2 separate regions of the Homo sapiens genome follow, and region 1 is linked to region 2. A link is a contact called in ENCODE Hi-C or POLR2A ChIA-PET data. All regions are on one chromosome and are shown on one strand. Each heading gives the region's core, a stretch centred on a gene start or an enhancer-like site at or near the end of the contact. The rest is flanking DNA. Distances are from core to core; before and after follow the strand shown. Region 1 overlaps KLF12 (KLF transcription factor 12). Region 2 overlaps KLF12 (KLF transcription factor 12).

Region 1 (6,817 bases), core at 2,869-5,368, 200 kb after region 2:
ATGCAAGCTACTAATTTTAAATAAGAAATCATGTACAGCTTGGATGCTAAAGTCTGATTGATTGGTTCAGAAATGCAAACACCCAAAAGAACTGGCAAAAAGATTGTGCCCCTCAATAACAGATGAGAAGAAAACCTAGCACTATGGGATTATGAGGTGGAACTTAAGCAAGAACAGTCTCTGAGGTTCAACTCATGCGTTTGTTTCTACAATTTATTACCAGTGAAATCAACAAATGGGGAAGCTAGCTTGAAAGTACTGACAGATTCCTTCTGAAGTATTGTGACAAATGTCTAATTTTATACCATTCATGACCTTCCATCCAAATAGTGGGCAATGGAAAAGTAATATGTGTGACAGTATAACTAGTAAGAGAAAACCCAGGTACCCTGTACTTTCACACACCCACACCAACTACAGCCATGGATGCAGAGACATAAAGAGTCCACAAGAAAACACAAATATTAATAAGTAGGTCCATGCAACAGTGAGCATCTTACTGGCTCCTACCCACAATTCATTGATCTTTGCATCTCCCATTGTTTACAGAATAGCTCACAGAACACAGAAGCTCAAAACAGCCTACCCAGGTTTTTTTCCAGGTTATTGGACATTGACAATAGCAAAACCACCGCTCAATTTCAGAAACACTCTATAAGAATCTTAGGTCAGCCGAGCACGGTGGCTCATGCCTGTAATCCCAGCACTTCGGGAGGCCAAGGCGGGTGGATCACGAGGTCAGGAGATCAAGACCATCCTGGCTAACATGGTGAAACTCCGTCTCTACTTAAAAAAAAAAAAAAAAAATCTAAGGTCATTCTAGTTTTAGTGTATACCCGAAAGCTTTTTGGACCCCCCAATTCTTTCAAAAAGGTATCAGAAGCTGGACATGGTGGCTCATGCCTATAAATCCCAGCACTTTGGGAGGTTGAGGTGGGAGGATCACTTGAGCCCAAGTGTTCGAGACTGGCGTGGGTAACATAGTGAGACCTCGTCTTTACTTCAAAAACAAAAAACATGATCAGAATAAATGGCAGGAGGCACATTAAAGAGAATCTGACACATTAAGGTTGATATGAACCTAGCCTATGACATTCCAAGGAAGCCAAAGACAAAACAGGACTGTAAGCAGTGCTTCCCAATTATTTTCACACTATGGAACATGCAAAAAAGGTAGCAGCTCCATTGCATACCGGGGTAAGCAGTTTAGCTTGGCCTTGGCAGGCAGTCCCAAGGGGTAGGGATGCACATCTCAGGTACACTTGTAACCCATCTGTGAGGGATCAGTGTGACTCCAGATACCATAACAGTCAAAAGCCTTTACCTTAGGATCCAATGCCCTCAACATGGCTACTTCACAAACAAAGCTACCATCAACAGCAAAAAAAAATAGTGCTGAGAACTTTATACTTTAATAGGTCAATGCTGCCACCATTAAAAATACATTATCCCATGACAATAATACATATTTCAGACGAATAATACATATTTCAGACTAAAGACTTTGGGGCAAAATATTTTAATGTCAAGTCTCCATAAGAAATATTTTATTCTAAAAGCACTTTATTTTGATGGCTCATTTCTTCATTCTTCCATCGGACCTAACTAATATATACAAGGATTCCAGCCTCTAATTACCTCTGTACAGTCCTCTACAGTGATAGGATGTGTAGGCCAAGCAGATATGATGGGTGGGGAATCTGGCTGTCACCAAGCCAAAGATCTTGCGCTTGTATCTACATGGCTGTTTACGATCCATCCCCTTCTGCGTGGTCCATGCAGTGATAACGTGGAGGCTGACTTAGCATCCCAAGGGCAGATGCAGACAACATTCACGCACATAACTGCACACTGCTCCAAAACTTCTGCTCCCCTTTCCACCTTTCATCTTTCCCTTTCCAGAAGCAAATAAATATATTAAAATTTCCCACTCTCACCAAAAGGCATAAGATGACTGGAACCTCTGTAGAGGTTATTAAGCCCCTATTATAACATGCTCTTCAAGCTACGAAATGACAATTTTATACCAATGAGCTTTCTTTTCCAAGTTCTTCTGATGTAGCTGCTATGTAAATTAAATTAAGAGCAGGCCACTCTAATACTCTAGTAGGCGGGGCTGTAAACTGCAGGGCAATTTGGCAGAAAATATCAAAAGCCATAAAAATGCATGTACCTTTCAATCTAGCAATTGTTAACTCTTGGAATTTATCCTAAGGTAATAATTAAGGATGTGCAAAAGAGTATTAATTTCCCTGCTGTTTGTAATTACTAAATCTTGGAAGCAAGCTAACTGCCCCCAAATTGGATAGTGGTTAAATAAGTTATCACAGAAACATAAAAATCACAAATGATAATTCTGAAAGATGTAGAAATGTGCCCAATATATAATACAAGCTTGTGCATGTCATTCTTAAGTATCAAAATCAAAATACAGATAAATTATATGAAGCTACCTCATTATTCCAAGAGCAGTTAAAATTATGGTAGCTTTACTTTTCTCTCTGTTTTCTGATGTTTCTCTAATGAGTCTATAATGAACATGAATAGTTTTGATAAAGAGAACTAAAAGAAAAAAAAGTAAAAGTTTAGAGAAAAAAATGCCAAATAAAAAGTATCTGAAAGAGGAAGGATTAGGAACAAGTGTGATTGTGAGGCCCTGAAATGTGCAGCCAACATTGGTCATGAAATCTCTGTTCCTTGGGGATTTGTAAGAAAAGGGTAGCCAAGTCTCATTTGAGGACAGCTTGAATGCAGTCCTGACCTCTGTGGCCTCTTGTAGCTCCATGTGCAAAAAGACTCAGCCAAAATTCAATTTTCACTCACTGACACACAAAGTAGTCAATTCCTTACATTTGCCCCCAATCTTCCACAATCCTTTCTCCTGTTCAAGAGACAGCAACCTTAAAGTCTTCTACCCAGCAACGAAACCCAATGACACTGAATTTATATGCCCAGTAATGTGCCGGCACTTTACTCAGGAAACACTGTCAAATGTTAGTTAATATTCCAAAACATGCAGCTGACTTCTAGCTAACTGACTTGTCCATGTTAAAGAAAAATTATAACTAATTTCAGCCACTTAAATATCCCAGACTGAGAAAAAGAAAATGTAAAATGACATGCATTGCATATTGACCTGTAAGTTTTATAACTAAAAATCTTATAAATAGTAACCAAAATGACTTCCAGGATATGCGTAAGGACAATTAAAAATACTCACTTCTGACAAGTTCCTTTGCTTTAAAAAGGCCTCTAATTTTGTTTTCTAATACCTTCCTATGAATGCAAATGTAACACTTCCCAAATCCATAATTAAATGCATCTTTGACTTGGGAATCTGTTTTCCTGGCCCATGAGAAAGAGTTCACAGAAGATGGAGAGTCTGAGCATCAGAGGGGTTTAACCAAGAATGATCCATTAAAATAGGTTTGCACCAGTTACCAAAACTGAGAAAAATGAGTTTGAATCTGTGCAGAGAGGCACAGAAATGCCAAGGTGAAGGAGCCTGCCAAGGCTGGAATACACGGTCACTAAACAAATAACGCATGGTGTATTCAACGCCAGAAGAATACAGTGGATGATGTGTAAATGAGAGTCTAAGGGACCCAGCTCCAAGACAAAGTCAAGATTTTAAAAAAGAAATACCACTCCTGCTGAGACTCTCATCCTTCCGCCAAGGAGGAGTCCATGCCATCACCTTTGTAAGCAAGGCATCTGATATAGATAACCCCATACAACCCTTAAGGTGTATTATTCTTGGTACCAAACATGTGTCATTTTTACAAAACAGTCATCCAGTCATAAGGCAGGTCTGTCTCTTCATCAATAAGCCTCACTTATACAGCATTCTTAGGAATATTGTGTTCTCACGAGTTTCGTTTTCTGGATGGGTGAGGGGTTCTCTCTTTTAATTGCAAATTTAAAAGAGAAAATACTAAGTACTTGGGATGGAAATAATCCTAATATCTTCTACATAGAAGGCAAGGGACATAAGTTAACTTTTTCCTGATGACTCAGACTAATAATTATGAGCATCAGTGACGATGAAATGCTGCATACTGAGATAACTTCAGGGCCCACTGAAGTGTATCGAGGCTCAGTGACCTGAAACTGCTGTGCTTCTTGAGTTCTTGTATCTGCATATTAGAGTCTGTCAGGCTACTACTTCTCAATATGGTCATGTTCTTTTTATAGATGCTCCTTCTGCCCTATGGTGAAACAGAAAGAACACTGAACTTAGAGTGAAGTCAATTTAGGTTATTATTTCTAGCTGAATGATCCTGGATAAGTCACTTAACATCTTTGGGCCCAAGTCAAATGAGGAACTTCAACTATCTCTCAAGGTCCTTTTCTTTGCTCAGATGCTTAATTTACATTTGCTGCTTCTCATCTGTTGTAGACTTTGAAATGAGAAAAATAAGTCAGCTAAATTTGCATAGGAAGTAACATAAAATAGAAATATAAGCACACAACATGCTCTCTTGTAAGTGAAGCATAAATACCTTATGACATCTATTTGTCTTCTCAGAGGCCTTACTTGTGTAATTTGTAGTCACTGGTGGGGTCTCAGACAGCTATGATTTCTGGATAATTATGATTCTATGCATGATATTTCACTATATTTCCATATGCTTCTATTTTACCTAATATTCTCAAGGCAAATCATTATTTGATAATAGCTTTATTTCAAGCCACCGAAGAAGAGAATCTGTGTATCTTTCGTCGTCATCTATGCTTGTCAGCAAACTGCAAAATGAATACTCTCATCTTGGGACTTTGACTTATTCAATGGTTTCAATGACACTGACCACTTAAGAAAGTTTTCTAAAAGATGATGCTTTTGAAAACATAAGACACAGTAGAAATGTAAAGAATATTTTTGCAAACTCCACGAGGAAAGATAATTTATTCGTCTTTTATTTTCTAGAGTCCCTAACACATGATTTGTCTATTACTATCATCATCAGGAACTTAAAAAACCACATCCAAGTCCACTTCTCTTCTCCCTCGACACGTTGATCCCTGAAGTCCAAGTCATGCTCACAGCTGTACTTCCAGCTCTGCACAGATCATCCATCTCCAGCTCCCACCTCTCCCCTGAGTTCTGGATCTCTATTCCCTATCATAACCTCCGTTTGGATTTCCCATAAAGTGTCTAAGAAAGTTTATATTGCCTCCTCATCTCACATCTCTCTCCCTTACCCCATACTTTAAAAAAAAAAAAAAAACCTATAGCAATTATTCGAAAATTCTTCTACTATATTGGAGTGGGAGGAATACTAATCCAAGAGCATGCTGGGTGGGTGCTGCATCAGGAGGGAAGAATATCCAAGAAATATGAATCCATAATTACTGACGGGCCAGAATACAAAAGCTACCTTTTTGGAGGTTCTAAAGCAGCCAATCCTAGGCAATGACTGGATAATCAAAGTTTATACTGCCTGAAGTGAAGTGAACATGTGACTATATAAAAGTAGAGAAAGGGGTTATAAAGCCCATGGGGCTGGGTGTTATCTACAATCCCCTACCATTTATCCCACATCCAAAAGGACTGCTGGCAAACAGGCCCCAGGTAAGCTTCTAAGTTATTCTCTACTGCCTTCAACAGTGTATACCACTGGGATTTTTTACACTTCTTTCCTTCTTCACTTTAGGACATGCCTACAATGAGCTTACCTTGGAAAGGATAAACTCCTTCTTTAGTGACAGAACTCCTTAACATCCTTCAAGCCCTCATTCAAGTGTGGGTCTGCAAAGATTCCTCTACTTCTGCCATGGTAAAAGAGTCATTTCCTCTTACCATGTTCAGATTTTCCACTAGATTAAGAACTCCTCAGGGATGAGCCCTATATAACACTTACCTCTGTCTCCCCAGTCCCTGGGATACTGCTTGGCACCATGCACAACTACAATAAGTATTCAAGACATACATGGAAGAAGTAGTACTTTCACAGCTCTCACTTAACAATAGGCCAAGGCCATTCTCAAAATCTTCTTCATAGGGCTACCATCAAACCTTCCTCTTAATGCAGTACAGAGAGAGAGAAAATGTTTTATGTTTACCTGTTAGATATATACAAACAAGCCTCTTGACCTACCTATCTTTTGTTCTTAACATAGAGACCTCCTTATAATTTTAGACTTCATCTAACCAAAACCTGACAAATCCCACAGTGCTTAGTTAGGTTCAACAAATGCTTGTTGTTTCACCTCCTCATGCCAGTGGTACAAGCAGAGTTATAGGTCCTTAATTTGATATATAGCTGGTGCAATTTTGTATCAAACTAGGTCAATCCATCTTGCACAGTTCATGCTTTATTTCCAGTGTGGCAGAGTGAGAAAACACAGAGGGTAGAATCTGATAAGATGGAGGATTTAAACCATAGCACCAACACTTCCTCCTTGTGTGACCAATTTCTTATCTCTAAAAATGGAGATACTATAATCTACTTAAGTTTTTTATTTATTATTAACCTAATGACAAGACACATAGCAAGGCACTTTATAAATCATAAAGCATTGTACAAGAACTGGTGCTGGTTTTTTTTTTTTTAATCACAATATGTCTTAGTGCAATGATGGCATACTCCAGTTCAGATGTACTGTCTTGATTACCTCAGATCCGACATAGCTGAGAAAACTGCTCTAAGAGTTCTGACTTCCTGGGATCAGTGTCACAGAGGATCTGAGTGAGCTTCCTCGAGCCATTTTGGGCAGGCTGAAGAAGCTTGTTAGTATCTATATGCTTCCAGGTTGGCGGGGCCAGCTTCTGCCAGTTCTACCATATGCCAACTGGCGACATACAGGAGCATGCTAG
Region 2 (6,659 bases), core at 2,953-5,452:
GGCTTGCTACCTTTAATTAATTCAATACTAAATGAGTTGTACAATGATCTGGTATTTGTTATTGGGGTGCTAATATACCCGCAAGAAGTTCTTATTGCCATTCTTTAATCCCTTGGAGTTAGCAGGCAGTTATAGCAAGCCTGAATCCACTCCAACATATGTCGTTGGGCCTCTTAGGCCCTGGCACTCTCGTTTCCTCCCTGGGTATGTACAATATTACCACACTTTCAATTCCAGTGGATTTTGTTTGCCTTATACAGATATTCTTTTTCTTCAGCTCCAGAGGAAATGTTCCCAGATGAACAAGGCCAGCAGATGCTGCCTCTCGTAACAATATCATGCAAAGAAAAATGCTAGTTAAAAGTTTAAACCATCTTAACTCAATAATAAACACTGGTTTGGGAACTCAACAACAGCCATAGGCTTTCCCAACCTACTGATTTTCATACCTTACCTATACATACCTTAATAGTGTTAAGTTGGAGGCTTTTCTTCTTTTCCTGAACTTTAATTACTTATTTGATGAACACAATTTTTTAATTGATTGGGGTATTTGCTAAGCTACCTTCACAAAAATCACTGTTCCTAATTCTCAAATACAGTGTTTGCGGGTTGAACCCAAGCCAGAGCCAAGCTAGTGTTGAACTTGACATGTAATCCTACAAATTACCCAGTTGATAGATGGGGGACAGCAACTATCACTTTCCCTTCCTCTTCATTGCCAGCGTGAGTCTTTAAACTTTCTGAATTTTCAGGGCCAATATTTCACTAAGAAATAACAAGTGTTTATCACTTTACTAGAAGTACAGGCTGGGTGATTCATGGGGCTTCTTCCTAGCCAGGTGATTTATTTCCATATACTAGACTCACAGTATTTACCTAAGGAAGATTCAAGGTAGTATATATCATAGAAATCTTAGCTAGCTTATGACCAAATAACGTACACGTATTAAATCCATGTATGCTCCTACTAGAGTCAATTTGGAAATATCTCCAGGTCTTTCTATGCGTGCATCAATCTATAAAGGAAACACTAGCTCAACTCTGCTTTTCTTACTAATTCTAGGTCTTTGCTCAAAAGCTTTCTTCTTTGGGATGGATTTTCTGACAGCCTTGTTCCTTCCTTTATATTCCACCCCCTCCCAAGTATGAACTCTCAAATTAGTCTTAAATAAAGCTGCTAACTTCTCCTTCTAAACATTATATTATAAATATATCTCCTTAGAGCTTTACCCACATTGTATATTATGTGCTTGTGTGATATCGTATATGTGCCTGTGTATGTGACATCACACACACATACACATACACATCTGCCCTGCAAGACAGGTAGGCCCTTGAGGATAGAAACCATGTTTTATTTATCTTTCTAATCTAGTGCTTCTTACAGTGCCTGGGACTGTAAATAAATGTTGCTGAATAAATAAAAGTTGAATTTTCTCAAGGCCAGTAGTAAACATCACTTTTGTTTTCCATGGATTACTTCTCTGGAGATACAAGAGGTTTACACTTACTAAACAAATAACATGCTATGAATTATGCAGGAACATCATTACTTCAATACTTCAGAGAGGAAAAGTCAAGAAAAGAAACTCTGTTATTTACTCCATGTTTTACATTTAGCCATTGAGAACCAAGTTATGGAAACTGGATCTCATACCTGACAACTCTGTACTCTACCCATTAGCTTGTGGCGTGTGATAAGTCAAGAACAGACCTGATTTGTCCCTTTCCTTTCACATAATGATCATCATATTATTACTCCCTTAGCTTTTCAGGCCGGACAGGGGATAACATGCTTTAGCAATGGTAAGAGACGAGGAAGGATGCCCCGGCTCTGAGGCAAGGTGTAAGCAAACGCCTCTGTGCCCCATTTCCCCCTCTGTGAAAAAGAAAAGCACAATATTTAACAACATCGCCAAGCTATTGTGAGAATTAATTAGATTTCGTGGGGGAAGGGAGGTGAGATGATTAGGCATGATTCAAATTCAAAGTGTCATTATTTTGTGTCTAAAAATAATCTTGATTTAGGAATAAAATTAATTTGGAAGCTCAATCTTTGGTGATCATCTTCCCATACTTAAAAAAAGGCATAGTTTTAATCAAAATCTCATTCTAACTATAATTCAATGAAGTAAAAATGGAATTTCCATTCATCTTTGAAGTAATACAGCCACAGTTCATTTTTTTCTTTTTAGTTTTTCTTTTTTTTCCTTAATAACACATTATGTGTTAAAAGGTTAACTTTGTGGAATGGAGTAATATAAACAAATACAGATATTGAGCCCACTTTTTTTGTTGTTTCGCATGAAATATTTGTGAAACACTTTAAATCGCTTCTCTAAAGAATCGATAAGCTATGTTTTCTGGTTGAAATAACTTTTCAGGTTGTTTCTGCAAAATTCCATCTATATTTTTGTTCAAGAACTCATCAGTTAAAGAAGATCTTAGTACTCCCCAAATTAAAAAAAAAAAAAATCCTGGATATTTAAGGCTATGGCAAGGAAAAAAAAAATCACTGAGTTCGTTGTAATCCCCAAAACTAATGTAACAGATTCATTAACTGTGGAAATCTTCATGAGGAGTTGAAGTTGGTATCTGAGAAATATCTGGGTCTATGTACCTTCGAAAAAAAGGAAAACATTCTTTAAAATAGGTAAGAGTTTATAATCTTGGGAACTTAGATCATATCTGTCAAAAAAAAAAGTTACACTCAGGGTTTTTGGTGAATGAAGAGTTTGGGCTGGAAAGGAACTCTATCAATATTTATTTCGAACTGTCCAGAGGAAAGGAAGACCGCATAGTCCAGTTAGCAGGTATGTACTCTGTATAGAGAAGTAGGACTAATTCTCTTAATTTTAACATAAGCCCTATTAAAGTTTCCCGTAAGACCTACAAATACTCATATTAGACTGTATACTCACCAAGGAAACTTTTGATTATTCATTCGATTGCCCCGGACCCTTGATACTGGGGACGGATGTACCCTGTAGACAGAGAAGAATAATCCAGTCATTGAAAAAGCATATTCCCAATTGCAAATTTAAAAAAATGGCATGTTTTATAAATAATTTCTTTTAGAATTGCTTAATACAAAATCCCCAGAACTTGAACCCCTCTTAGTAAATGATGCAATTAAATTCCTACGCCTGCAAATCTGTGGTCCTTTTTTCCTTCTTAACCACTCTCAAGACAACAGGTCTGTCATAATGTTCACTCTGAAGACTCCCAGAGGCAGGACTGATGCATTCATTCAGTCCAACAAAAGTGACTGAATACCTAACCCTTGCCAGGTACAAGGGTGGGTAAAAGTTATCTAAGGTATGGTGCCTGAGTTCAGTGAGCCCTCTTTGTACCTGTTCCCATGAGGGTGGGCACAAAGAGGTGTCTAAGTGCCCTCTCCTTCACTCTACCACATTTAAAACTCTAGGAAGCAAACAACGTTATTCAAATGTGCTGTGACAGAATCTGCAGGCACAGGGAAGGAAGGAAGGGTGAACAGGTACTCCTAGGAGGAGTACATTCTGGAAGTGATGTGCTACACTGGACTTTGAAGAAAGTAAAGTCAATTCAAAATTTTAGCCAGATAAAGGAGAAGTGAAGAATATATTGCTTTCCAAGCTTCCAGGATTGGACTTATCCACTGGAAACAGCTTAAAGCTTCCGGGAACTGCTGTTATCTTCTAATCAAAGCCTAGCTAGTAAACCTCCGCCTCTTTGTGGGTCACTAACCGGCAAAACAATACGCCCTACTTCCGGCTGCCAGCTTCCTGTTATGGTCTGTCTTTAGCCAGGATTTGTGAGATCCAAGCAGTCTTAGCTTGTATTACCTTCACCCTTTATGCTTCATACATTGCTCTTATTTACAAGAAAAAAAATGGGGATATAAAACTGGTCTTAAAGTCCAGTTAGAACCAAGGTTTGTAAGAAACCCAGTTCTCTGTAGTTGTTTAATAAGTGAAAATCATTCCAAAACAGATAATGCAGTTCCAGCCCCGCCTAAGGGCCAACTGCAGTCTTTCCCTAAACCCAGAGCCAGACTGCACTTTGCACTCGGAAGGCTTATTTCTTCCAACATCCCTTATTAACATTCTTTTCCTCACAGCGCTTCTCAATGGCTGCTGCAGCTGAGCTGCTCAGCACAGATTTTCTGCTCGGCATGGGGGAGGGGGTGTTAATTATGCAGAAAGATGGAGAGAGGCCAGACAGCCCCTCTGGTGAACTGTCTCATTCAAGCACGGCCCACTTCCTGCTGTTTTGCAGCTACAAGGATCACCTGTTGGTCTCGGCGTCCAGCCAAACTGGGGCCTAGTGGAAATGACAGACTCAGCTAGAAATGAAAGCCAGTTCATAATCCAGTATCCTAAATTGGACAAAGAGGGGGAAAACGCAATAATAGTACATAAAAATTATACGAAAGGCAGCAAGCGTAATTTTTTCCTCTTTTATTCTTTTACTTTTTTACTTTCTGTCTGCTTGAAATACAATCCTTAAAATGGATATTTGAGCCAAAAAAGTTCTCCCCAGTTAAAGCCCCCTGACCTAAGAGGAAGTGCAGGAAATTCTCCTGAACTTTCCCTATACCCTCACTGGGGTATCAGAATCCTAACTATTTAAATAAAGTTTAATCAGCCCCAAATACTCACAGTTCTTTAATTTGTTCTCTATCTTTTACACATTTACTTTTTATATTGTCCCCTCCTTAACCCTAGGAGTACAAAGAAACTATTTCATCATGAAAATTCCACTGGGTGAAGTTTAATGACAGAAGTATTCTCTTATTGATGCTGTTTATTGCATATATTAGTGAAGAAAAAGAGAGTCTGTTTAATCCATAATTACAACATTGTCTAGGTATTTGTATCTTTTAGGAAAATTTCACTGATCCATAGATCAAATACTGCAAATGGAGAATTTCTATAATGGTTTAGCAGTCTCAGGAAAAGAATTCCTTAGGAAAGTCTTTGGAAAAGAAGTCCTGATTGTGTATATGAACAAATAATTACAAGGTTTCCTAAATTAAAAAGGTAAATCAACAAAGCTTTATTTCTGTCCTCAAAGGGAATAAGTACACTGATAACTTGGCACATACTTCATCTGATAAAGTAGACCATAAGCCTTGCACTTCACCAACCCCCTATATATTATTTCTTCAAAAGGATATGGCATGTTTTTTTGAGCTCAGTCTTTAACCTGTGACACTTTTTGCCATCTTCTGCCTTCTTTCCACATATAGAAGCCAGGCAGGTAGCAACGTCAAAACCTCTGTAGGAGAAACCACCACCTAATCTGCATGTCATGCATTATTCATGACCTCCTGATTCTTGCACCTGCATCTAGGCAGGAAGCTTGCAGGGAATGTTCATTATTCTTCCCTTAGCCTCACACAGGCTCGATTACTGCTAAGCCACTTTGTTCTGTAACTAAGGGGTTCAGGCCTTAGTACTAACTGCTGGATGTGGAAAGAAAAAACACCACGCTGAACAAAAGGGCAATCTTGGTTGTTGTGTAACATGTATTGAATGTGCTCTTCTGAGACTGACAGTTTGTCAGGTAGAAATGCTCACATTTGGTGATTTACATTACATAGAAAACAGGGAAGCTATACCATTAGGGCCATGTGTACCAACTGTTCTATTTATATACACTTACTCATCTGGAGCAGAGAGCATGTTTATAATTTTACCCAGTGCAGAGCTTAATTTAGCTTTCTTGCTAAGCATATGAGAACTTTTTAGATGACTTAATACAAAAACGGCTCTTTCTTCTTTGGGTATAAGCACCAAAGAACCTGACTCTCAAAACCTTGCATCTTAATGACTGCCATTTATAGTTAATCAAGAGAATACCATCACTCTGGTTTTCAATGTTTTCATAAACCTACCTGAGTGGCACCCCCTGGTGACTGGAGGTGGGATGCAACATCTTGATTCCCAACACAAATCATCAGCACTCATGAATTGCTGGGGGAAGGATACTGGTCCCACTTTACTATCTGCACCACAGAAAAGCTGTGATAACTTAATGCAATCTTATCATCCCAAATGGAATTAGGATGAAGTGGTTAAGAGTGAAAATTGTGTGACCAGCCTGCCTGACTGAATCCCAGCTTCACCGTTTACCAACGGTGTCATCTTTGGGCAAGTTATTTAACCTCTCTGTGCCTCAGTTTCCTCATCAGGGCAAATGGAGGTAATAATGGGGCCTATTACCTAGGGCTGCGAGGTTTAAATCAGTTAACAGCTATAAAATCTTTAGAATGGTGCTCAGTACTTAGGAAGCAGTCAATACATGTTAGCTATTGTCACTAGCAGTGCTGATTAGACATGAAAGGATGGGAAGTCAGAGGATAGAGCTGGACTATCCAGGTAATTCCAGGGGATTAAGATTACAAATATGCTCTACAGAGCCTGCAGTCTTACCTACTGTGCTTATACAACTTTACTAAAGGCGAGAAAACAAACCAAGAAATAAACATGGGCAGAATAATACAAACCAAAAACTATGGCTTATAAGGTATGGCTTACTCTCAGGCAGCTCATTTTTTTCTGCTCTTTATTAGAAGACCTATCTTCTGTGTACTAAACTGCACAGTATTTAAGTTATGACCCATTCAAGAACAAGACAGTAATCACGGCAATGCAAATTTGCACCCATTT

Evidence for each region. A loop is a pair of places that touch in the nucleus more often than their neighbours do. ChIA-PET counts read pairs that join two places held with the same protein, here RNA polymerase II (POLR2A). Pooled maps may share reads with other maps.
Region 1: a loop to region 2 is called in a pooled map, with 2.9 times the contacts of the local background. The contact joins two enhancer-like sites. A Hi-C loop is called at or near these places in 1 of 37 single-sample maps with no recorded cell type and 3 of 50 pooled maps. POLR2A ChIA-PET finds 5 or more read pairs at or near these places in 3 of 52 experiments (CD4-positive, alpha-beta T cell, HepG2 and OCI-LY7).

Annotation. Positions count from the first base shown.
Region 1 is chr13:73,963,818-73,970,634 of GRCh38, forward strand. All of the region lies in intron 2 of KLF12 (KLF transcription factor 12), which reads right to left. Among named protein-coding and RNA genes, the nearest start is that of KLF12, 170 kb to the right of the region's middle. Within about 2 kb of position 4,119, at least 2 of the 41 ENCODE cell types and tissues checked have a DNase peak (open chromatin) inside an H3K27ac peak, as active enhancers do; they include OCI-LY7, where a contact is called at or near this core.
Region 2 is chr13:73,762,014-73,768,672 of GRCh38, forward strand. KLF12 (KLF transcription factor 12) reads right to left here. Exons shown (of 8, transcript NM_001400136.1): 6 at 2,925-2,987. Among named protein-coding and RNA genes, the nearest start is that of LINC00393, 100 kb to the left of the region's middle. RefSeq lists enhancers at 3,978-4,478, 5,472-6,107. Within about 2 kb of position 4,203, at least 33 of the 41 ENCODE cell types and tissues checked have a DNase peak (open chromatin) inside an H3K27ac peak, as active enhancers do; they include OCI-LY7, where a contact is called at or near this core.